Linked DNA regions of Homo sapiens: all the other regions are linked to region 3. A link is a loop called in an ENCODE intact Hi-C map of the cell type or tissue named here. Cell type or tissue: dorsolateral prefrontal cortex. All regions are shown on one strand. Region 1 holds the start of SHISA6 (shisa family member 6). Region 2 overlaps DNAH9 (dynein axonemal heavy chain 9). Region 3 holds the start of LOC124903926 (a long non-coding RNA gene).

Region 1 (8,000 bases), 370 kb after region 3:
TTTTATATTTATATCTCTATGTACTATCTATCTATCTATTGATCTATATTTACTCATGCTACATGCCCATCGTGGGACACTATTTTTATTAGCTATCAGGCATTCCTCACTATAGTCACCTAAGTACTCACACTGACAAAAACCACTCCCATATAGAACATCGCTGATCACCATGCCAGAAGAAAATGAAAATTCTAGAGTGTCTTGCAGCAGCAATTAGATGCTCTGTTTCAAAAATAACACACATCATTTCTGCTCACAACTCATTGACTGATACTAGTCACTTTCCCCTCCTACTCACAAGTGGGCTAGGAATTGCAATTCTACTACATGCCTGGGAGGCAGAGATATTTGGTAAGCAGTGCTAACAACTATAAAATTGAGGCCGGATGCGGTGGCTCAAGCCTGTAATCCCAACACTTTGGGAGGCCAAGGCGGGTGGATCACCTGAGATCAGGAGTTCAAGACCAGCCTAGCCAATATGGTGAAACCCAGTCTCTACTAAAAATGCAAAACTTAGCCAGGCTCGGTGGCTGGTGTCTGTAATCCCAGCTACTAGGGAGGCTGAGGCAAGAGAATCGCCTGAACCTGGGAGACGGAGGTTGCAGTGAGCTGAGATCACGCCACTGCATTCCAGCCTGAGCAACAGAGTAAGACCTTGTCTCAAGAAAAAAAAGAAAAGAAGATCAACTTCAACTCTTAGCTGGTGCCCCAACCCCAAGGTAACAACATCCAGAGAAATAACACCAAAAAAAGAAGAAGAAAGAAGAAAGAAGGAAGGAGAAGGAGAAGGAGAAGAAGGAGAAGAAGAGAAGGAGAAGGAGGAGAAGGAGAAGGAGGAGAAGAAAGAAGAAGAAAGAAGAAGAAAGAAGAAGAAAAGAAGAAGAGAAAAGAAGAAGAAGAGGAAGAAGAAGAAGAAGAAGAAGAAGAAGAAGAAGAAGAAGAAGAAGAAGAAGAAGGAATTATCACTATTTTTAAGAGCAAGAAAATTTCCCCAGAAACCCCCTGCAAACTTCTCTCACTTAGTATTGGCTAGAACTGGATCATATGTCCCTTCTTAATCCCTGTGAAGGGGAAAAAGATTTATTATGTCTAGCTCAACCCAATCAGCATTTGCCTTCATTTGCCTTCTACAACCAGGGACTGGGTCACTCTCCCCTGAACCTCAGGACTGTCTGAAGTTGGTGGAGGTGTTGGAAGAGATGATTCTTCTCTGGTACTTTTTATTGAGTCAAATCCACAAAGAAAGAGCACTTTAATACTGTCAACAATTCAGGCGCTCAAACTAGAAGGAGAAAAGAGAAATGTATGGTGGTAACCAAGCAACCTTTTCTACTACAAAGGGCAAACCAGGAGGGCTGGAAATGTCAATAAGAAATACAGTGTACTGCAGCAAGAGTTGGGATATATAACCCCTAAGATCTTACACAACCCTGAGATGCTATTATTTCCATGAGTGTTGATGCCACCACTTATGAGCACAGGGGTTCAGGATACATTTATAGGTGGTGGTGGTCTGAGAAACCAAATCAGTTTCCCCTACTTAATGCCGCTGAACAAATCATTAGAGTCTGATGTGAGGAGGACACATTTCTCCTATCCATCATTAAGGGGCTCTCAGACATGGAAAAGCAAATTCTGGAATAATGAAGGGATGGTGAAGGCTCATGGAAGAGACAAAGAAGGGAATAGCTTAGAAATTGCACAGAGTGTAAAGGTAAATATATAAGGCTGTTGTCTTCAAATATGTTCTTATGATTCCCAAATGTATATGCCTGTCTTATCTTCTCTTCTGAGCTTGCAATTCTTGTGCAGGACAGCTCCACTTAGTTCTCTCAAAGGAACCACAACACGACTATTGCTAACTCTGTCCTGAACCTGCTTTTTCAGCCATGCTTATTTCCACTGTGGGCATCAACTCCCAGTAATCTACTGCATCCCTTCATCATTTTTTACCTGTATTATCAGGACAGCTTCCAAATTGCTTTTCCTGCGTCCAGTCCAGTGTTCCCTACTCCATTTGACTCAGAGATCCAGCAAACATGTAAAACTGACAGTGTCTTCTCCTGATTAAAACCCACCAACAGTTCCCCAGCAATTGTAGAATAAATTCAAGTTCTTTGCAAGGGAGGATTCAATACCCTCCTGCTAGCCTTATTTGGAAGACTCCCTCAGGGTTCACGCTAAACTGCTTGCATCCCTGCTCACACACCTTAACCACTTCCTGTCTTTCTGGTTCTGCTAAGGATGTTCCCTCTGCTGGGAGCCTCCTTCCCCTCTTGCTTGCTGTATTAACTCGTAATCCATTCTTCAAGATTCTGCTCTACCTCATTGAGAAAGCTACATTTGACCCCCATCTGTCCCCTTGCAGGCCTAGGCTGGGTGCCTGTCTTCTGCTCTCAGAGCACCCTGCCCGCCTTTATCATGAGACGTAACCTTGCCATGTGGAAATCATTTGTTTATCTGTCTCCCTAATGGTCTACAAGGTCCCCCTCCTTGAGGAAAGGGACTCTCTTATTCATTCTGCTGGCAGGGAGTAGGCACTAAACAAATGTTTGTTGGACAGAATCTTTAAGAAGAAGGTGGCAACTGAGAAGTTAAGGGAACGGGAGGAAGTGCAGAGGAAGAGGGAGGGAATGGAGACAGTAGCAAGTGGGGAGCTGCGGGGATAGTCTGTGCACCGCCCCCCACCCCACCCCCTAGTCAATATCAGGATCTCCCTCTTGTGTCTTGGAGTCTGAGTTCGAGCTCTAATATATCCATTCCACGGTTCCCAAAAGAGGAACTCTTCTGTTCCTGGATAGGGATCCCTTGTTTAGGTCACACATGAGTGGGACTGAACAGAAAGTCTCAGGGAAAATTCTCTACCGCCCTCGCTCTGACAGCCTGTTCCCTGCCTTCAGTTCCCTGCCTTCAACCAAAGCACGCTGGTCACGCAGGCAGAATCTTGGCCTTGGCCATCGCTTTTTGTTCTCAGTTCCCCCTACCTCCTCCAAGGACACACGCCAAGGATGGTACTATGATTCTCTTTTGGGATGGCCTCGTAGCTGTGAAAGTTAGACTCAGGCCTCCTTTCCACAGACCCAGACACGCAACTACCCCGGAAAGCACCCCCGCCCTGCACCCCCATCCTCCTCACCTCCCATAGGAGCTGCAGCACAGAGATTTCAACACAGGGGTTACAAAGCTGAGTCTCAGAGGTTCAGATAGCTTTCTAATGGCCTCGAGGCTCCGCGGGGAAAAAAAAAAGTATAGCAAAGAGTTGCCATCCAGTCCTGGGGCTGTCTAGCGCCTTTATGCGTAGTGGGTACGGGGTTGGGGAAAGAGTGACCAAGGGGAAGAGAGTGTAGGCTCAGCTCACGGGTCGCCCAACAGCCTCAGACAAGCCACTTGACCCCTGGACTCAGTTTGGGAACCTGTAGCAATGGGTTTGACCTCTTCTCCTGGCTGCGAGTATCACCACTAGGGAGAGGCAAAGGCTTGCAGAAACCCCAACTCCCGCTCAGGCAGCGCGCTGCCCCGGGCTCCGGTAGGGTGGGGACTGGTCGCGAAGGCTAGAGAAGGCAATGGCAGGGGAGGTCAGTCCCTGCCGCGGGCCGGCTGCAGAGCGGACGTTCCGCCCTGCTCCCGGCCCCCTCTTCGCCCGCCGGGTTCGCCGTGTCGAATAACTGCTGTCCGGAGCTTTCGTGACGCGGAGCTTCAACTGCTGCGATCCGGAAGAAGCGAAAAGGAGTCCCCCCCGCCCCGCACCCTGAGCGCCCGGGCGTGCAAACGTGGGTGGCGGAGAGCGGCTGCCCTCCCCTCCCCTGTCCCCCCTCCCCTCGCGGCGCTCCCGTGTGTGCGGGTGTGTGAGTGCGTGTGTCTCCCTCGCTCACTCTCGCACACGTTCCGGCACTAGTGCAGGCGGCGAGCCGGCGGCTCTCCGCTCGCTCGCTCCGGCAGCTGCGTTCCCGCCTCGCCCCGCCGCCGCCGCCGCCGCCGCCGCCGCCGCCTCTGCAGTCGCAGCCGGGCATGGTGAGTGAGTGAGGTCCAGCCGCCGCGCGCTCTCCCGGCTCGCCGCCGGACCCCAGCCTCAACCGGCTCCGTCCCAGGGAGCCAGCCTGCGGCGGGAGCGCGCTGCGGGGCCGGGCGGCTGGGGGACCCGGGCGGCCGAGCTGCGCCTGGAGGGGCGGCCCGTGCGCTCTCGGTTCCAGGCGCGCAGGGCCGCGGGACCCCGTCTTGGGAGCGGGCTCTACGCCCCTCCCGGCTCCGAGTCTCTCTCCTCGAGGGCTGCGCGCACCCTCCCCGCCCGCCTGCCCGCGGTTCTCCTCCTGCTCCCGGAGCGCCAGTCGCCCCACCCCGTGACCGGCTCCCCGTCTTGTCCCGCAGGACCCGCCCGGACGGGACCACGCCGCCGCCGCCGCCGCCGCCGCCCGGAGCCGCGCTTCGGGTCCTGCCTGAGCCGAGCCGCGCGCGGGGCCGCAGTCACCGCCGGCGGGGGATGGGGCTGCCCAGGAGGCGCGCCGAGCCCGCAGGGGGAGCGCGGAGCCGGCGCGCAGCCTGAGAGCCCGAGCAGCCCGCGCCGGGCCGGTCCGTGCGCACCGCGCGCCGCCGCCGCCACTGCCGCCCGCGCCTCGATGGCGCCATCGCCCCGGAGCCGCTGACCGCTCAGCGCCTCCAGCCCGGCCCGCGCGGCGGGTCCTCCGAGCCCGGCCCGCCGGGGGAGCGGCCTGCCGCGGAAGCCTCCCCGCGCCCTCCCGCCCGGCCCCGCCATGGCGCTGCGGCGCCTCCTGCTGCTGCTGCTGCTCTCGCTGGAGTCCCTGGACCTGCTGCCCAGCGTCCACGGAGCCCGCGGCCGCGCCGCCAACCGGACCCTGAGTGCAGGCGGCGCTGCCGTCGGGGGCCGGAGGGCCGGGGGCGCCCTGGCACGGGGCGGCCGCGAGCTGAACGGCACCGCCCGGGCGCCCGGAATCCCGGAGGCGGGAAGCCGGCGGGGGCAGCCCGCGGCGGCTGTGGCGGCGGCGGCCAGCGCGGCCGTCACCTACGAGACGTGCTGGGGCTACTACGACGTGAGCGGCCAGTACGACAAGGAGTTCGAGTGTAACAACAGCGAGAGCGGCTACCTGTACTGCTGCGGTACCTGCTACTACCGCTTCTGCTGCAAGAAGCGCCACGAGAAGCTGGACCAGCGCCAGTGCACCAACTACCAGAGCCCGGTGTGGGTACAGACGCCCAGCACCAAGGTGGTGTCGCCGGGGCCCGAGAACAAGTACGACCCGGAGAAGGACAAGACCAACTTCACCGTCTACATCACCTGCGGGGTGATCGCCTTCGTCATCGTGGCCGGCGTCTTCGCCAAGGTCTCCTACGACAAGGCCCACCGCCCTCCACGGGAGATGAACATCCACAGGTGAGAGCGCCGCGTGCCGCGCGCCCCGGTCTCCCCGCGGCCTCACCCTCTCAGCTTGCTTCCCCTGTCCTCTTCACTCTCGGCATCATCACACCTCCCCAGGCCCTCTAGTCATTTCCACCATCGCTCCTTTTGCATGCAATAAATCAGGGTCTTCTTGTGCCCCCTCCTCCATTTCTTCAGAACCGGGAATGCATGCTTTGGTGGTAGGGGGATTTACAAGGCAGAGTAAGAATTGGTTGAGTGCATGAAGTTCCAAGTGTAAGAATGTTACAAATTCTGTAATCGTGGATGAGGATCCAGGGTTCTGCTTTCCTGGCATGAGGGCACTTTGGTGTAGGTTCTTAATGGCATTTAGTTTTTTGAGTCAAATCAGAGTGTCATCTTCAATATAGGAAACTGACCAATGTTGGAACCTTACTGAAAGCGGTACCAAGTGGCTTAGGGTCAACTGAGATGTTCTCGTACATTAGGAATTGGGGTTTTATAGAAAGGATGCCTCCTGCCGGAAGTAGGGATAAAGATTTCTCCATTCCATGTTGACCAAGCACAGATGGTGTCTCCTCATTGCATCCTGCGGAGTGGGATGTTTATCTTTCCTGCTGAGACTAGAGGACTCGTTCTTTGAAACCCTGTAGGCAGAACTCTGAGTTAACAGTACTCGCCTGTGTTAAACCTGGTGGGGCATCTTTCACTGCTTACGTTCGAAAGACAGTGGGAGCTGCCTCCTACCAAAACTTACGCCAAGAGCTCAAACTATGGCAGTCCCTGGTTGCACGCTGAATGCTGCCCCGACGCACCATCTTGCCCCCCAGTGAGCCCTTGGGGAAGTCAAAGCCAAGGGGATGACAGAAACCCAGCCTCCCCTTAGAACTCTAGGAATGACACACCCAGAGGATGCAGAGTTAGCTCGGCTTCCTGTCCCCTCATGTTGATGGATGGCTGGACATGGTGCAAGAGTCCTCTCAGGGAACAAACCCTGCCCCGGGAGATGCCTCCATTTCTGTTGCATGGTGTGGGCACTGCCCTAGTCACCATGAGCACCCCCCAGACCACTGCTTGTCAGTCAGTCCTGCAGGCCCCCACACTGACCCATTCACCTTGAGCTCTTCTCTGCGTCCTGCTTGTTATTCTTACCACCTGAAAACCGCCTTCCTCGCTGCTGTGCACATTAATCACCCCTGCCTTGCTGAAGAGAGAGAAAGGCAGATAGAAATTTCTAGGCATGTTAAAAGAGCTGATTTTTTTTTTCTGCTTGATACTGTGGGTGTTGAGAGAAATGATACTCCCTGGAAGGTTTTATTGAGTCAAATCCACAAAGGGTGGGTACCTCAAACTCGCGTGCTGGAATTGGAGTGATTCCAAAAGGAGACCCTTTTATAAGGCTCTGTCACCCTGAGGTGCCTCCACCCTGTCTTCCACTTGCACCTCATGTCTCAGATAGTGCAGTAAGTATCCTCTTGTGTGAGAAACAGCCTGTGGTCAGTCTTGGCTCTCAAATGCAGAAGACAAGTGGGACGGTGAGCAAAATAAAGGCAAGAGACAGTTTCTTTTGCATCTTGTCTGGCAAAGAATTTTCTGTCTCGGCTCAGTGTGGAAAGAAAAGAAGGAATTGCCCGTGGGCAGGTGCTGTCCTGAAGCAGATGTGCTGGTCCTTATCATCCTTACACCTCTGCCTCAAGACTTGGAGGCTTGTCTCCTCTTCCCCTTCCCCTGTGGCCTTGGCCTCTCATTAAACCTTCTGCTCTGACCACAGCCGCTTGCTCGTTGATTCCTACACATCTTTCTTTAAGTTACTTTCTTTCTGAGCCATTGTTCTCTGTACTCAGGGAAAACTGCCTGCTGCCCTGACCCTTCCACCTCACACAGTTTATTCGTCATCGCCTGGGATGATACAGAGGGCGGTGTCCTCAAATGCTGGCAGCAGGCATCTTTGGATGCTGGCATTGGCACGTGACCCTGGAGAGGTCACTGTCCCTCTTGGTGTTTTCTCCCCTTCCCACCACCCTGATGCCCCTTACGCCAAACTAGGGTGAAGGTGATTACGGCATTGGGGCAGCTTCTCTCTGGGGTTGGGGAAGCAGAGTAACCACGGGAAGGGAGATGAATTTCAGGCCTCAGAGCTTTATGCAAATATGGGATGTTTCCCCCTCAAGTTCACCACCTGATTTTATTCAGTTCACAGCCTCTCTTCCAGCAGCTGCAGTCTTGCCTGATCAGTGCTTTGGAAACCATCATATCCGTGCCTGTTGGGTAGGGGACAATGCCTGTCTGTGTGTGGTAGGGGGACAGGGCATGGGGGATCCATCTACGACACTCCATGAATGACCTTGGGCAGGTCAGGGAAACTTATTTTTCAGTTCTGGGTAACTGAAGCACAATGTCCCAACTCAGCTTCTTGCTTCCGGGGCACGTCAGGGTGAGTGTGCAAGTTGATCTCAGACTCCTGGGGGTGAGTGTGACTACACCACTCTTCTCACTTTGCTCACACCTCAGAGACCACCGTTTGCCATTCTGGGGAGTATTTTTGTGTAGACTGTCTTGTTGGGCAATCAAGGTAGGGAAAAGGAGGGAGTGATAGAGACAGAGAAATATTCACACCGTAATGAGT
Region 2 (8,000 bases), 870 kb after region 3:
AATTTTAAATGAACCCTTAATGATTCTATGTTCTGGATATTTCTCAGACAAGTCTCATTTCCTTTCCCTATTCATTGCTACCACTTGAGTTCCAAGCACCCATATCTTTTGCTTAAACTATTGCAACTGCCTTTCTACTAGTTTTTCCACCTCTCTTCTAATTCCTCAGATCTGTTCTTTAGCCACTTGCTAGAGTGATTATTTAAAAACGCTCCTCACTGGTCCCAAGATAGAGACCAATGTCCTTATCACTCTCTGCTAAATACTGCAGGGTGTTCTGTCTCCTCCTACCTCAACAGCAGCGGCTCACAGCTCTCTCCCTGTCGTGTGATGCTCCATCTCCATTGATCTTTTCTGAGTTCCTTGAAATTGATTGTCTTCTCACCTGAGCCTGTGGACATCCTGTTCTCACTTGCCTTGACTGCACTTCTTTTTCGTCTGTGCCTGACTGAATTCTACTCCTTCAAGGTCTTCTTTAATACCATTTCCTTAGGGAAGTCTGATCCATATCCTGGGTACAGCCACTGTGTTCTTTGTCATCATTGCATAGCACATTTTTCCTTGGCTGCATTTTTTTTTTTTTTGAGATGGAGTCTCCCTCTGTCGCCCAGGGTGGAGTGCAGTGGCGTGATCTCGGCTCGCTGCAACCTCCGCCTCCCAGGTTGAAGTGATTCTCCTGCCTCAGCCTCCTGAGTAGCTGGGATAACAGGCACCCACCACCAACCCCAGCTAATTTTTGTATTTTCAGTAGAGACGAGGTTTCACCATATTGGCCAGGCTGGTCTCGAACTCCTGACCTTGTGATCCACCTGCCTCGGCCTCCCAAATTGCTGGGATTACAGGTGTGAGTCACCGCACCTGGCCTCCTTGGTAGCATTTGTCATGGCTCTAATTAAGTAGCAATCTGCTACAAATCAAGTAGAGGAGCTTGGGCTTCAACAGAAGTCTGTCTGAGTTCAGACTCCGTGCTCTGTTCTGCCCACTACAGCTCCTTCCCACACCATGCTGCCACCTGAAGCCTAGTATCAGCAGTGTGGTCCACTCTCCCACAGACCCTACTAGCAGCACTGTGACCAGGGGGTTCATATTTGACAGAACCCACTTTAAGGAGCTCTTCTTTAAACCTCTTTTCCCATAGAATGTGAAGGCCTCCAAGGTGGCACATGTAAGCTCAGCGTCTACCATCTCTAAGAGTTAACATGGCTCCCTCCTTGACAGCCCTTCCAATTCTACCTGCTGAGTGTGCAAGGAGTAGCCAGATAGGTTTGAAAATGGTTCTGTTTGATCTCTTTGACCCCCCACATCATTTGTATGTTCTGTGTCTGCCCTGCTGTCATCACAACTGGAAAAGTAGCAAGTGTTAGACCAGGAACTAAATTCTGGGATCATCATTTTCTAAGTCATCCCTTCCCACGTCTCTGTCCAGGCTTCAGAGGTGACCTAATGCTCATAGCATATCTATGATTCTGCAGACACTCACCCCAGCACATGGTGTTCTGTCTCTCTGTCACTTTGATCTAACACTGCCCACAGGATCACTACGACTGGGGCCTACGGGCCATCAAGTCCGTGCTGGTGGTGGCAGGATCCCTGAAGAGAGGAGACCCTGACCGGCCTGAGGACCAGGTCCTGATGCGCTCCTTGCGGGATTTCAACATCCCCAAGATTGTGACTGATGACATGCCCATCTTCATGGGCCTGATCGGGGACCTCTTTCCCGCCCTGGATGTCCCCCGGAGGAGAGACCCCAACTTCGAAGCTTTGGTTAGGAAGGCGATAGTGGATCTGAAGCTCCAGGCTGAGGACAACTTTGTGCTCAAGGTACATGTGGTTTTTCCTCCCAGGATTTCTCTATCTCTTACTTATTGTCCAGGATAATGGGTTATCCTTCATCCATAATCCAAAGGGTTGTTTTAGATGTACAAATATGTATCTAGTTAGTAATAACTCAATTCATTTCAACCACTCTTAACTGGGGACCCACAATGTGGAATGCATGGTAGGGAATACAAGGGAAAGTTGGAGGATCCTTACTTTACAGCCCTTCCATTCTGTTTGGTGTACCTCAGCCTGAATGCCAACTATCTGCTCACTCACCCATAAATGAAAGGACAAAGACAGAGGCCAAGATCTGGCCACATCTACAGAACCTCCACTCAATCCTACTATCCTGGATAGAGACCAGCAAAAGAGAACACCCAAAACCAGCAGAGGAGAATACCCCTCCCAGCCTCCTGGAAAACACAGCACAGCTCCTTATTTAACCTTGAGGCTTACCAGATATTGAAGAAACCCGACAACACGCAAGATAAAGACAGATGGACAGACACAGACACACACACACAACAAAAACAGCCAGTGAAAATAACAAAGAGAATATTCTTCAAGTTATAATTAGCGTCTTTGAAGGAAATTTTAAAAAATGATATCCATCAAACAAGAATTAGATGCCATTGTACAAAGAAAGCACTATTGGAGAATTATAAAGACCTCTTTTAAATGTAAAATTGTATCATCTATGGCATTCAAAATTCAGTGAGAGGATGGGAAGATAAAGGCAACATCCCAGGATAAAGTTATAAGCAGTATTATGTATTGTGTGTGTGTGTGTATGGTAAAATATTCACACATGCACACACACACAGATACAGAAAGTGCGAGAGGTGAGATGATGTATAGAGGATCAATTTAGGTTATCCAACATGTTACCAGTAAGAATTCTAGAAAAAGAACAGAAAGATAACTAGAGCTGGAAAGACATGTATCCACATTGGAAAGACAGTACTGAACAGAATGACTTCAAATGAATCTGTGCAGTGACACATCATAATGCAATTTCAGAGGTCAAGAGTCAAGAGAAAAGAATAAGTCTCCTAGTTGAGTGAGGAGGTAGTACTAGTGTATTAATACCTGAGACTGGGTAGTCAGGAAAGAGGTTTAATTAACTCACAGTTCTGCATGGCTGGGGAGGCCTCAGGAAACTTACAATCATGGCAGAAGGTGAAGGAGAAGCAAGTCCTTCCTCACAAGGCAGAAGGAAAGAGAGAGAAAGAGTGGAGGGGAAATAAAGAGCTGCAGACACCCTTTGTCTTCCTTGCACAGTGCATTTTTCCTTTGTAACATTTATCACAGATCTAATTAAATAACAATCTGCTACAAATCAGGTGGAGGAGCAAGGGCTTGAAATGAAGTGTAAGATCAGACTCCATGCTCTGTTCTGCATGCTACACCTCCTCCCTGCACCATGCTGGTTATAAAACCATCAGATCTCGTGAGAACTCACTCAGTATCACAAGAACAGCATGGGGGAAACTGCCCCCATGATCCAACCACCTCCCACCAGATCCCTCCCTCGACACATGGGGATTCGAGATGAGATTTGGGTAGGGACACAAAGCCAAACCATATCAACAAGTGATCCAGGAAAGGAATGAAATTTAAAAGGAGCTCAGAATCTCTTGTCAGCTAAATTGGATATTTGAGAATAAGAAAAGCAGTCCTTCAAAGTTTTTAAGGGAAATGATTTCAAGACTAGAATTCTATACAACCAAATTATCATCCATGATATTCTCAGACTCATAAATGTTACTTCTTATGCACCCTTTTTGAGTAAGTTACTTGAGGACATACTACAGCAAAACAAGAATGAAAAACAAGAAAAATATTGTGAGATTCAAAAAAATCAAGAATCAAGAAAAAAAATCCTGAAATGACAGCCGTTAGCAGGCCTAGAAAGCAATCAATTCAAATTAGAGCTGGAAGTCAGTAGTCTCCCAGAAAAGAGAACCTTAAGAAAAGTGAATTTATTCAAAGCAAGAATAGAGTAATAAGCTGAAAGTTCTTATGTGTTTTATTGAACTTCTAAGTTGTGGGGACTTGTAAGTTATGTGTACAAAATCAATTGTTCCCTCCTCTCTGTTTCCACAGCACCTTATAAATACCTCTAAGATAGTACTTATCCTCTTACCTTAGAATAATTTGTCCACATGACTTTCTTCTCCATCACACTATAAGATCACAGAGGGCAGGAGGATCACATCTGAATCCCCCTCGCCTGGCACACTCTGTAGCACTTGGTTGGTGACTAATAATTATATAACTGAATGATGAATACAGGAACAAATGAATCATGTTGCCCCTATATTTCAGACCTCCTGACATCTTGGGGTAGATAACTCTTCCTCTGTTGACTTCAGGTCTCACTTCAGACACCAGCTGGGGTCACAGAAGAGCAGTTGGGATGCAGGTGAGTCACAGGCTGGTCCCTCTGGCTGAATTTCCTGCCTCCTCAGGTGGTCCAGCTGGAGGAGCTCCTGGCTGTGCGGCACTCTGTATTTGTGGTGGGTGGCGCTGGTACCGGCAAGTCACAGGTGCTGAGGTCCTTGCACAAGACCTATCAGATCATGAAACGGCGCCCCGTCTGGACTGACCTCAATCCCAAAGCAGTCACAAATGATGAGCTCTTTGGCATCATCAATCCAGCCACAGGAGAATGGAAGGATGGTAAGAGTGGGATTCTCCCAGGAGAAAGTCTCTGCTAGCCTCAGAGTCCCTGTGGCGGGCTTGGATGCAGTTGGGTGAATTGCAGAAGCAAACATTGGACTGATCTGTTTGGAACCGCGGAGGGAGACAAAAAAGCCAGTAGAAAGGGAGAAACCAATTTTGGCTTGCAGGGGAACTTCAGTTTTTCAGATATTCTCCCTCCTTGGGGACCTCTTCCAGCTGCCTTTTAGAGAGTGCATTTAAAGAGGATAAAGCTGGCTGGGCACAGTGGCTCACGCCTGTAATCCCAACACTTTGGGAAGCGGAGGTGGGTGGATCACGAGGTCAGGAGTTCGAGACCAGCCTGGCCAATATGGTGAAACCCTGTCTCTACTAAAAATACAAAAAAAAAAAAAAAAAAAAAAAAAAAAATCAGCTGGGCGTGGTGGTGCACATCTGTAGTCCCAGCTGCTCAGGAGACTGAGGCAGAAGAATTGCTTGAACCCGGGTGGTGGAGGTTGCAGTGAGCCAAGATCGTGCCACTGCACTCCAGTCTGGGTGACAAAGCAAGACTCCATCTCAAATAAATAAATAAGATAAAGCAACATAGGCATTCAGCTGTAGTTCACTGACTCTGGAGTATGAGCCGTGGTGTAGAGTGTTAATGCTGCCTGGCAGTAGACTTCAAGTATGTGTTGGGTAGGGAAGCCCACGGCTCATTCCCAAAGAAGTGGTGCAGTCTGGCATCCTATAAAGGGCACGACTCCCCTATTTGATGTTGCCCCAGCAGTGATGGGGAAGCTGCATGCTACAGAACCTTGTGCGCATGCCAGGCCCCTGATGATTATCCATTCAATCTCAAGAGGGCCCCTAGAGCCATATTCCTTTCTACAGTGATTCAGAGGCCCCCAACCCTGGGTGCTGATCTCAGCCTTACCTTCAAAGAACTAAACTTCACCAATAGACATTGTAAAGGGTCGTTTGGCACTGGAGGACAGCAGAAAAGAAAGTTGAGGGGGAAAAAAAGAGGTCCTTGAGCTGATAAGGAGGACCTCTTTCTAAAACCTATGTAGCTTCTGGAATGAGGAAATCTCAGCTCCTTCCTGATGTTTCAATGTCTGACCACATCCGGGTCAAACTCTCTGGATTTCTCTAATTTAGGAGCTTTCATCTGAGGTCTAGAACACAAGGATTTAACAACCAGAGTCTAATTTTTATTTTGCTGTTAATGAGACTTAGCATCTTTCCTTCTTATTGATCTTAGTAATTTGCTCTTTTGTGATTTTATTTCCTGTTTTTCTTACCAATTTTTAAGAGGGTTTTTTTTTGTTTTTTTTTTTGTTTTTTTTTTTTTTTTGAGACAGAGACTCACTCTGTCGCCCAGGCTGGAATGCAGTGGCACAATCTCAGCCGACTGCAAGCTCTGCCTCCCAGGTTCACGCCATTCTTCTGCCTCAGCCTCCCGAGTAGCTGGGACTACAGGTGCCTGCCACCACGCCCAGCTAATTTTTTGTATTTTTAGTAGAGACAGGGTTTCACCGTGTCAGCCAGGATGGTCTCAATCTCCTGACCTCATGATCCTCCCGCCTCAGCCTCCCAAAGTTCTGGGATTACAGGTGTAAGCCACCATGATGCCAGGCCAAGAGTTTTTTAATATATCAAAGATATTAACCCCTTATCTGTCACATGCATTGCTAATGCTTCCCCAACCTATTCTTTGTCTATAGACACTTTATTCTCCCATGCTCTTTTTAACAAAGGAAATTATGCCTGTCTAGTCTTTTTAGCATCTGGGATTTCTATTAGTTTATAATTCTTCAGCTGCTGATCTAGTATCATAAATTTGGTCAAAAAAGATTCTTTTTACATTAACATTTTTTATCCATCTGGAATTTATGTTGGGGCTTAGTATGAGGCAGGGTACAGAATCAACTTTATTTCCTTCTAGATGGATAATTGATTGTAACCGTACCATTTATTAAGTAAACTATCCTTTCCCTCTGAATTTAAACACCAGCTTGTCATTTACTAAATTGCATATGTATATTGAGATCTGATTCTGGGCTTTCTATTCTGTTTGACTCACCTGTTTATCTAATCCTATACTAATGTCATTTTATTTCAGTTACAATCATTTTATAACATATTTTAATATCCAATGAGGTAAGTCCCTCCTCAGTAATCTTTTGTAATTTTATTGTCTTGTCTCAAGCACTTCTTTTTTCATATTAAATATAAGCTCAATAATATAATTCAAACTTTTAAGTCTGAATTCTAGTTAAAATTTTATTAGATTTATACATTAAATTTGGGAAAATTGACAAGATATAATAATCACAAGTCTGTGTTCACTGAACAAGGTAACTTCGAAGTAAATGGAACATAGCCTTTAAAATATGTTTAGGGGCCAGGCACAGTGGCTCATTCCTATAATCCCAGTGCTTTGGGAGGCCAAGATGGGAAGATCATTTGAGGCCAGGAATTTGAGACCAGCCTAGGCAACATAGTTGAGACCCCATGTCTACCAAAAAAAAAAATTTTTTGGATAACTTTAAAAGAATACAAATCAACAGGTTATTTTAGTTTTATTTATTTATTTGTTATCTGTTTTTTATTTTCAAAATTAATTCCAGTAAACAGAAAAATAAGTACATAAAGGAATTGGCAATTATATCACCAAACTCAATATAATAACAAAGTTATAGAACTTTTTATCCCATAAATAGAAAGTATTCCTTTCCTGATTGGTTCATGTAACATTTCCAAAAATTAAAAATGTAATTGGCTACAGAGAAAGCTATAATGAATTCAACAATATCAATTTACAGGTCACATTCTCTGATAATAATGGAATAGAATTAGAAACAAATAGCAAGAAAGTCACCAAAAATGATTTTACTACTTGCAAATCAAGAAATGCTCTCTTAATTCCTGTATCAAAAAGGAAATTTAATTGCAAACCTCTCTAGGATGCAATAAAAAAAATACTTCATACAAGAACACCTATGGGCTCCATCTAAAACCTCTAAGGGAAAACTTTTTAAACTCACTTTATTATAAAAGGTAGGCTGGAAGTAAAGGAAGTTAATATTCATCATAAGAAATTGTTCAAACTAAACACAAAGAAAATGACGGAAAAGGAACTGATAAAGATAAAAGCTGAAATTAGTCACTAGGAGGAACACAAACAGATTATATAAAAGATAAATAAATGTAAATATTGGTTCGCTGTAAAGACCAATAAGATAAGTCTATTGTGAGAGTGATTAATGGGAAAAAAGAGTAAATATACATATAATTTGGAATTAACAGACAAGAGTAAAGTAGAAGAAAATATTTAATTGATGACACATACTTGAAAAACTAAAAGAAATAAATCAACCCCTAGCAAAATATAAATTAATAAAATTTCTTCATTAAGAAGTAGAAAAATTGAGTAAACTAGTGAAAAGAAAAAGTTAAAAAAGAGTAGAGCAAAAAACAGATAATTTCAAAATCATGAAAAGATAACTCTGAAA
Region 3 (8,000 bases):
TCACAGTTTCCCTCTCAGCAAAGTTCTGGCTGCATTGCCGAGCAATAGCCAGGTGGCCTGCTTTGCTTCCATCCTTCTGTGCATTCTTTTTACAAGGTCTGAACAGGCTGGAGCTTCCCCAAATGCTTTGTGATGGGAATGGTCATGGAGGGCCTTCACCTATGGCCTCAAGTTGAGCCCCTGAAAGTATAAAGAGGCAACAATTTTGGCAAAGCAAGTTTGTTTTAAAGGTATAAGCATATATATGTCAGTGTTTTGGTCTTCCTTAAAGTAGAAATTACTGCTTCATGGTACCATTCGATCAGAACTTTGGTAACTGGTTCGTTAAATGAGAACATTCTTTTTTGTATCTGCCCATTTCTACCTGATCTCTGTCCCTGGAAAACATTTTGGGTGAATGCAGTCGCTTTTGTGGTCACTCTTAGACAATAACGACAAATTTGATATAATAATGTTACTTGGCTACTTCTAGGTAAGAGAAAATCTAGTCCAATCTAATATACAAACTCCAGACTCTCCTTCCACCACTTGGCCGATTTCAGGTTTGGAAGTCATAGTGGGGGAAATAGTTGTGATTGCTTCTCCACCCATTTCCATCTTACCTACCCTAACACCCCAGCAGACATTTTAGGACCCTCCTGTGTTGGGGTCGTAGGTGGGGAGGAGAGAGGAGAGGAAGGACAGAAGAGGCTTCCTGCACCTGCCTGTAACCTGTATGTGGCAGTAAGCATATGTCTCTCTCTCTCTGTGTGGCACTTTGTGAATTCCTCCATGAGCCCTCTGACTGCAGCCCCTAAAGCTGAGGAAGCCACCACACGTTGGCTGCCTTTGACTTTTTTCTCTTGACAGCTGTGCACCCAATGGCACGCCCACAGCTCCTGCTGAGATTGCCTCACTGCTGGCAGGAAGCCCACATGGGCAAGCTTCTTTTCTTCCTCTTCATTAAAAAAAAAAAAAACACTTAAGTGGTAACCTGATTATAAAAGCAACACACGTGACAACAGAATATTTCTAAAAATAAGAGAGCAGAAGATAATTAGTCAAATTCCCGCCACCTACGTCCCAAATGCCCATCAGCAGATGAATGAAGAAGCAAATCGTTGTACATTCCCACACTGGAGTACCACTCAGCGATAAAAAGGAGTGAACTATTGATACGACAACATGGTTGCATCTAAAAATAATCACGCTGAGTGAAAGAAGGCGGACAAAAAAAAGCATGCATACTGTCTGATTCCATTTCTATAAAATGCTCAAAAATACGCACTGATTTACAGTGACAGAGAGCAGAGCGGTGATTGCTTTTTAATGAGGCAAAGGGAAGGGTGGGAGGGATGGATGCTAAAGGAGTAGAAGGACGTTTCTGGGTGTGATGGATGAGTTCCTTATCTTGATTATGGAGACAGTTTTGTGCATGTATCAAATTGCATCCTTTAAGTACGTGCAGTTCTTTGTAAATCTATTATGTCTCAATAAAACTATTTAAACATTTTTACTGTTGGGCATATTCAGACAGGGTCTTTTTCTTTCTTTATTTTTATTTTTTATTTTACTTTAAGTTCCAGGACATATGTGCAGGACATGCAGGCTTGTTACATAGGTATACGTGTGCCACGGTGGTTTGCTGCCTCTATTGACCCATCCTCTACGTTCCCTCCCCTTGCCCCTCACCCCCCAACAGGCCCTGGTGTGTGTTGTTCCCCTCCCTGTGTCCATGTGTTCTCATTGTTCAACCCCCACTTATGAGTGAGAACATGTGGTGTTTGGTTTTCTGTTCCTGTGTTAGTTTGCTGAGAATGATGGCTTCCAGCCTCATCCATGTCCCTGCAAAGGACATGGTCTCATTCCTTTTTATGGCCGCATAGTATTCCATCGTGTATATGTCAGACAGGGTCTTTTTCTAGAAGGGCCATGGCTGGTTCTTTCCTGGACCACCCATCACAGGCTCCTTCCCCCACGCTCAGTGTAAGTGCAGCTTGCATCTTTGGCAGCCTCTGTATTCAGCTGTTGCCTATTACCTGTAGACTCTTTAGGAATGAGCCTGGCTGCCACCCAGGCTTCAGGGAGCCTCGATAGTTCTCCTTAAGTCCTGTCCTTTCTCTGACCTGAGGTGTTGGACCCGAAGCTTGCTCTCACACATGTGTGGAGAGCAACCCATATAAAACACCAATATCTCTCTTCAAAGATCTAATCCTTTGCATCTCTTTAACCTCCTGTGAGTCTCGGCTTTTTCCTCCATAGCCTGGAGACAGGTGCACATCTATTGAAAGCAGCAGTAGCTTTTGGCAATGCCCTTCGCCAAGCCTACACATGTGGTTCAGCATTACAGTGGGTGTCTACTTGGCACTCATTGTTTTTAGCTTTGGGGTCACAGCTGAAACTCTGAGATGACAAAAAGTCTCATTTTAATGACCTGTTTCACTTCCCTTTGGTTCACTGGGATACAAAGAGATGAATTTTTCCCAATATATTTTTAGAGGCATATTTATCATAAGAGCAGGCCAGCAGCCTCTCTGAGTGCTGAGGCCCTAATAGGGACTTGCAGTTATTGTATACCTACACCCCCACAAGGCCCCCAAAGATGCAGAGTGGACCTTTTGGTCCCTCTCCTCCCTTTGTCTAAGGACATCAGATAGTGATCATAAATATTCATCCCATCTATTTCCTGATGCTGGGAAGGGAAAATATTGCAAACACCACGAGCACTTGTTGAAGACACACATACGCCAGGCACTGTACCCAGAACTGACTCTACAGTGGTGATGGACAGGTCCTGCCCACGTGGATCCCCCAGTCTAGCAGACTGGACAACAGGATGGTGGCCTGGAGAAGAGGGTGAACATAAACTGGTGGACAAAGGGCCACATGGTTCGCCTCCAGAGATCTTCTTTAGAAAGGAGTCAAAGGGCTGGGCGCGGCGGCTCATGCCTGTAATCCCAGCACTTTGGGAGGCCGAGGTGGGTAGATCATGAGGTCAAGAGTTCGAGACCAGCCTGACCAACATGGTGAAACCCCGTCTCTGCTAAAAATACAAAAATTAGCCGGGTGTGGTGGTTCACACCTGTAATCTCAGGTATTCAGGAGACTGAGGCAGGAGAATCACTTGAACCTGGGAGGTTGCAGTGAGCTGAGATTGCGCCACTGCACTCCAGCCTGGGCAACAGAGTGAGACTCTGTCTCAAAAAAAAAAAAAAAAAAAAGAAAAGAAAAGAAAAGAAAAGAGTCAAGGGTGAGCAGTGCAAGGCTGAACAGCTTTCCATATTAGCCAAATACACCACCTCCGTCAGGATCCTCCCTCATAGAAGTCACCAGCACAGAAATGAGTCAGAACATTGTCACGTGAGCAATGGGAGCAGAATCTCCCCTCCTCGTGTCCTTGCTGCTGGGCCACAGGCCAGTGGTAGGCCTCTAAAGGGTTTAGAGTCACACAGGATGATGAAGGGGACAAATCAAGAAGAAAAGAAAAAAGGGAGCTTGCCAGGCACCTTCTTCTGCACCTCCAATTCCAAATGCACTCAGTGGATGCGTGGGAAGTGCTGAATCACATATGAAAGCAAAGCTTTAAACAGGATAGACCAAGCTTTAACAACAACAACACAAAAGCTTGAATGTCTACGAAGTTGGATCTGCATCTCATGGAGAGCCCAGGAGGTTTTTGCAGAGTACAGCTGGTAATAAAAATATGGAGGATCTAGGCCAGGTGCAGTGGCTCACGCCTGTAATCCCAGCACTTTGGGAAGCCAAGGCAGTCTGATTGCTTGAGCTCAGGAGTTAGAGACTAGACGGAGCAACATGGGGAAAACCTGTCTCTACAAAATACAAAAAATTTAGCAGGGCGTGGTGGTGAGCACCTGTAGACCCAGCTACTTGGGAGGCTACTTGCTTGAGGCCAAGAAGTTGAGGCTGCAGTGAGCCGTGATCGTGCCATGCATTTCAGCCTGGGTGACAGAAGACAGAAAAAGACCATGTCTTAAAAAAAAAAGAGGAAGATTTACCATGCCTCAGAGACTAAGTGCCTTACATTGTAATATAAAGTCTTTGAATCCTCACAATGACCCCAGGAGGTAGGTGCTGTTATTAACATCGTCCTTTCCTCCATGAGGCTAATAAGACACAGAGAGATTAAGTGTCTTGTCCAAGGTCATAGAGCTAGAACCTTGACTCCAGAAACAGCATCTGCAACCCCCAACCCCCCACCCTCGCGGCCTTTTGCCTATTCTGCAATCTCATGAAATTTCCTTTCCTTCTTTGAGGCCAGGAGCTCTCCAAGGTGCTGGAGAGAGGCCCAGAAGCAGCGTAGAGAGGCAGCCCCGCCAGACCCTGCAAGACCATAGTAAGGACCAGGATTTTATTTTGAGAATTAAGGGAAACCACAGGCGTCTAAATGAATCACTGCTGCTTCCGCGCTGTCATAGCCAGCACTCTGGCTGTGTCTCTATTTAGCACTTGAGAGCTGGCTGTTTACGTGCCTACTTCTCCTTCTGGACTGGAAATGTCTTAGAGCAGGGACTGCATCTTAGCCATTTTTATATCTTCTTCACGCTGTCCCAGTTACACAGCACAGTGCTGGCATATATTAAACATTTAGTACCTGTTTATTGAATGAAATTAAAGTAGAAATGGATTCTTAATTATCTTTGAAAAATCTCATTTTCCGGCAGCCCAATTAATTTCAAAGAGACTCAGGAATTTCTACAGTATCATGGCAATAACAATGGTAATGTTAATTCCGGTTACTAAGCTCTCAGTGTTACATGCTGGGATTTGGGCAAAACACTTTATATCACCCTTAGTATATTGAGAGAGAGGTACTCTAGGTCCTCCCAGTCACTGGTAGTCCTTTCCCAAGCAGAAGACTCACCTGGGCGAGCTTATAAATCCCAGAGGTTAAGGAGAATACGATTTCACAGGAGTGGCCACTAGGTGGTGGTGTGACACCATCATCACCTCGCCGTGGGCTAGTGGGCAACTTGGACCAATTGCGCGGGGCCGGTGGAGTGGCTGGGGGCCTCTTGGGAATCAAGATGGCCAAGATGGGGGTCTGTGCACCAAACTCTGTAGTTGAAGTTGAGGGCTTTCCAGTTTATGCTGCCCATGAGCAGATGAATGGAGAGGACTCTTACTAAGCCAGGGTGCATTTTCTTCTTGTTGAAATCTGAAAATTATTCACTTCATTTCAACTCAGTTGAACAAGACATTATTGAGTCTCAGCTCTCACTAACACCCCCTCTGTCTTCACACCCTCTATTTTAGACTGGATTGGGGTGTGGGGACAGGAAGGCCACCAGTCCCAGTTCTCACATTTATGAAGAACATGATTAGGCATTTAATGTTGCATTCAAATAAGGCCATGCATACGATCATTATATCCCTCCCGATGTTAAAACAGTTTATTCGTTCTTACGAATAATGGTATATTTAAGTTGTACCATTATTTTTGTGCTCTTTTTTTAGCATACCTTCGTTTTAAAAATATGTCAGCATCTTTAGATATTGGAAGTATTTAGGACTCCTTTCTCAATTTTTGAAGAGCTACCTGTTTGAAGAGCAACTAAAATGCTTGCAGTCCCATCAAAATAACTAATCGACCACGCTTTCTCTGATTTTATTGTTTTTGCGCTTGCTAATTTCCACTTCTGGAACAGTTTCTTCTCTGTCTTAAGTTGATCTATTCCTGCCTATTCTTCAGATTTTAGATTGGACATCACCTCCTGTGCAAAACAAGAGCTTGTTAGGTGCTTGCTTTTACCCCATTGTTATTCTTTCTACTATGCTGTAATTCACGAATCCTTCTCTGTGTCCCCTAAAAGATCAGGGGTTCTCAACTTGGGGTATTTGGACCTTTAGGCTATCCATGATATGCCCTTAAAATTTTGTATTATTTACTTACTGCCACAATAATACAGAATAAGAGCAACCACAAAACCTCAGTGGCCCATAGTAAGTGAATATTTGTTATGTGTCTAGAGTCAGCTGAAATTCAGCCAGGCAGGGGTCCTGCCACTCTTGGATGGGCTTGTTTACACCTCTGGGATTACCTGACTGCTGGCTGATGGAGATTGGCCCTTGCTGCGGCAACTGAGCCGTGTTCCACATGCTTCCCATCTCCCTTCTGGACTAGAAGGCTAACCCAGGAGGTCCTTCTCATAATGGTTGTGGAAATGCAAAAGATCAGGCCCCAAAATGCAAGTCTGTTTCATCAGCTTCTGCATTGGCCATTCCCACTAACATCCCTTTGACCAAAGCAAGTTACATGGATGAGCTCAAATTCAAGTGGTGGGGAAGGCCCCCCTACTCACAGAGGGAAGGTTGGCCATGCTGCGTGGCCAAGGGCATCATTCAGAAAAGAGAGAAGAATTAGGGCCATTGCTGCTATCTACCATGGATTGTATGCCAAAATACTGTATATTTTCTGGAAAGATGATCTAAGGCTTTTACCAATTTCTTACTGGGACCCATATCTGCAAAAGTTCAAGAACCTCTGATATAGACCCAACTTTGAGTTTAGGGACTATATTTTCTTTATTTGTATATCTTCAAAACCTAAAATATAGGGCCTTGATCATAACAGGCGCTCAATAAATGTATGTAGAATGAATGAGTGCCTTTTGTATGCAGGCCATGTATAGTATTAGGTTCTGGGGATACAGAATTTAGCCAACCAAGGACTCTATTCTCAAGGAGCTTCTACTATGTGTGCTCTCTGAGAGAGCTGTTTTTCAGGGGTTGGAGTCAGGAGGCAGGTGGACATCCTTCCGCCTCAGCCAGTATGTGTTTGCATCATTATGATGCCTTGAGGGTGAAATTCAAGAAAGAACAAGTTCAGGGGAAACATAATAAACAAAGATGCTCAACTTCTGGGGTCCCAAATGTGAATTATCCTGCAGAAACCATATGCTGTGCAAGTAAACATATATGTGGGCATAAAAAAATAGAAGTGGAGACCTCATATTTGTTGGTGTCACAAAGTGAATAATGCATTTTCTTAGCAGCTAGTTCCAGAATCCCGGTCCAACAAGGAGATTGCCTCTGTCCAAGAAAATATCTTGATAAGCTGCTCAGGGCAGAAGGTGAGAGACCCTGAAGGCATGGGTGTCCAGTGAAATGAATTGTTTATTTTTTCCTCACAATGCAGGAAAGAGACAAAGGAGATAGAAGAAGTGGAATAAGGGGAAAGATAAGAACTGGAAAGCTGAACCATAGCCCAGACCCAAGCAGGAGAAAGAGCAAGAAATGCCTATGAGAAAGCCGGAAAGAAACCCCTGGAATTTGGAAGAAAATGTCTAAAAGGTTGTTTTCAGGAGATGGCTGGAAGGTGTTCTCTGGGACCCTCCCTCATGACTCCTAAGTAACCACACTTGCAAATGCATCTTGCATTTTGTTTCCTCCAGCTTTGTTTTGGTTTTGCTATCATGGAACTGAGAAAAAGACTGAGTTACTCATCAGGATTGGTGTGGTCCCAAAGAGATATCACTTGGTAAATGTAGTAACAGATTTAGTAGCAGGACCCTGGAGATGGAGGTTTCTAGGCTTGTGCTTCTGAAGTCTTAGGGACTTGGGGAAGGGTCTGGAAGCTCAGAGACTGTGGAACCATGGGATATCAGGGCATCTGTGCCTGGCACTTGCTCTACGACACTTTCTACTTGTAATGTTGGGCTGGTTTCTTAAATGTTCTGCTTCTGTTTTCTCACCTCTAGACTGAGGATAATAGTATCTTCTTCCTGGGGTCTTGGGGAGCTATCTAATGAGAAATGGAGACATCATACAAGACATAGCACCTGGCACACACACTTATACATGTTAGCTCTCATTATTTTAGATGTCACTGGGTTGTTATTATTATTTCTTTTGTTGTTCCCAGTAGCTGACATTTGGGTAGCATTGGCCTGGTGGACTGGAAGCAACACAGGACTGAGGGTCAGAAAACCAGTCTGGTCTTTGCTCCTCCCCTAAACAGCCATGCGACCTTGAGGAAGTCACTTTGCCCTTCCAGGCTTCAG

The links. Hi-C counts contacts between places; a loop is a spot of excess contacts. Peaks named below come from ENCODE experiments on the same cell type or tissue, not always from the same donor. Only the 100,000 strongest peaks of a DNase experiment are listed, where the experiment ranks them.
Region 1: it touches region 3 in a loop (2.4-fold over the local background); 2 of 110 quality-filtered maps call a loop at or near these places.
Region 2: a loop joins it to region 3, with 6 times the contacts of the local background. A loop is called at or near these places in 5 of 110 quality-filtered maps.

The regions. Positions count from the first base shown.
Region 1 is chr17:11,236,672-11,244,671 of GRCh38, forward strand. SHISA6 (shisa family member 6) reads left to right here and starts at 4,542. Exons shown (of 6, transcript NM_207386.4): 1 at 4,542-5,389. The coding sequence starts at 4,752. In dorsolateral prefrontal cortex, CTCF peaks have their summits at 3,501 (motif pointing right) and 3,703; DNase peaks (open chromatin) are centred at 3,527, 3,734 and 5,236; H3K4me3 peaks cover 1,803 bases; H3K27me3 peaks cover 5,059 bases.
Region 2 is chr17:11,743,264-11,751,263 of GRCh38, forward strand. DNAH9 (dynein axonemal heavy chain 9) reads left to right here. Exons shown (of 69, transcript NM_001372.4): 31 at 1,534-1,821; 32 at 4,293-4,503. Among named protein-coding and RNA genes, the nearest start is that of DNAH9, 150 kb to the left of the region's middle. In dorsolateral prefrontal cortex, a CTCF peak has its summit at 24; no DNase peak of the experiment used is centred here.
Region 3 is chr17:10,871,235-10,879,234 of GRCh38, forward strand. It overlaps LOC124903926 (a long non-coding RNA gene), which reads left to right and starts at 3,954. Exons shown (of 2, transcript XR_007065619.1): 1 at 3,954-7,070. In dorsolateral prefrontal cortex, CTCF peaks have their summits at 4,921 (motif pointing right) and 5,123; DNase peaks (open chromatin) are centred at 887, 4,388 and 4,937; H3K27ac peaks cover 1,386 bases.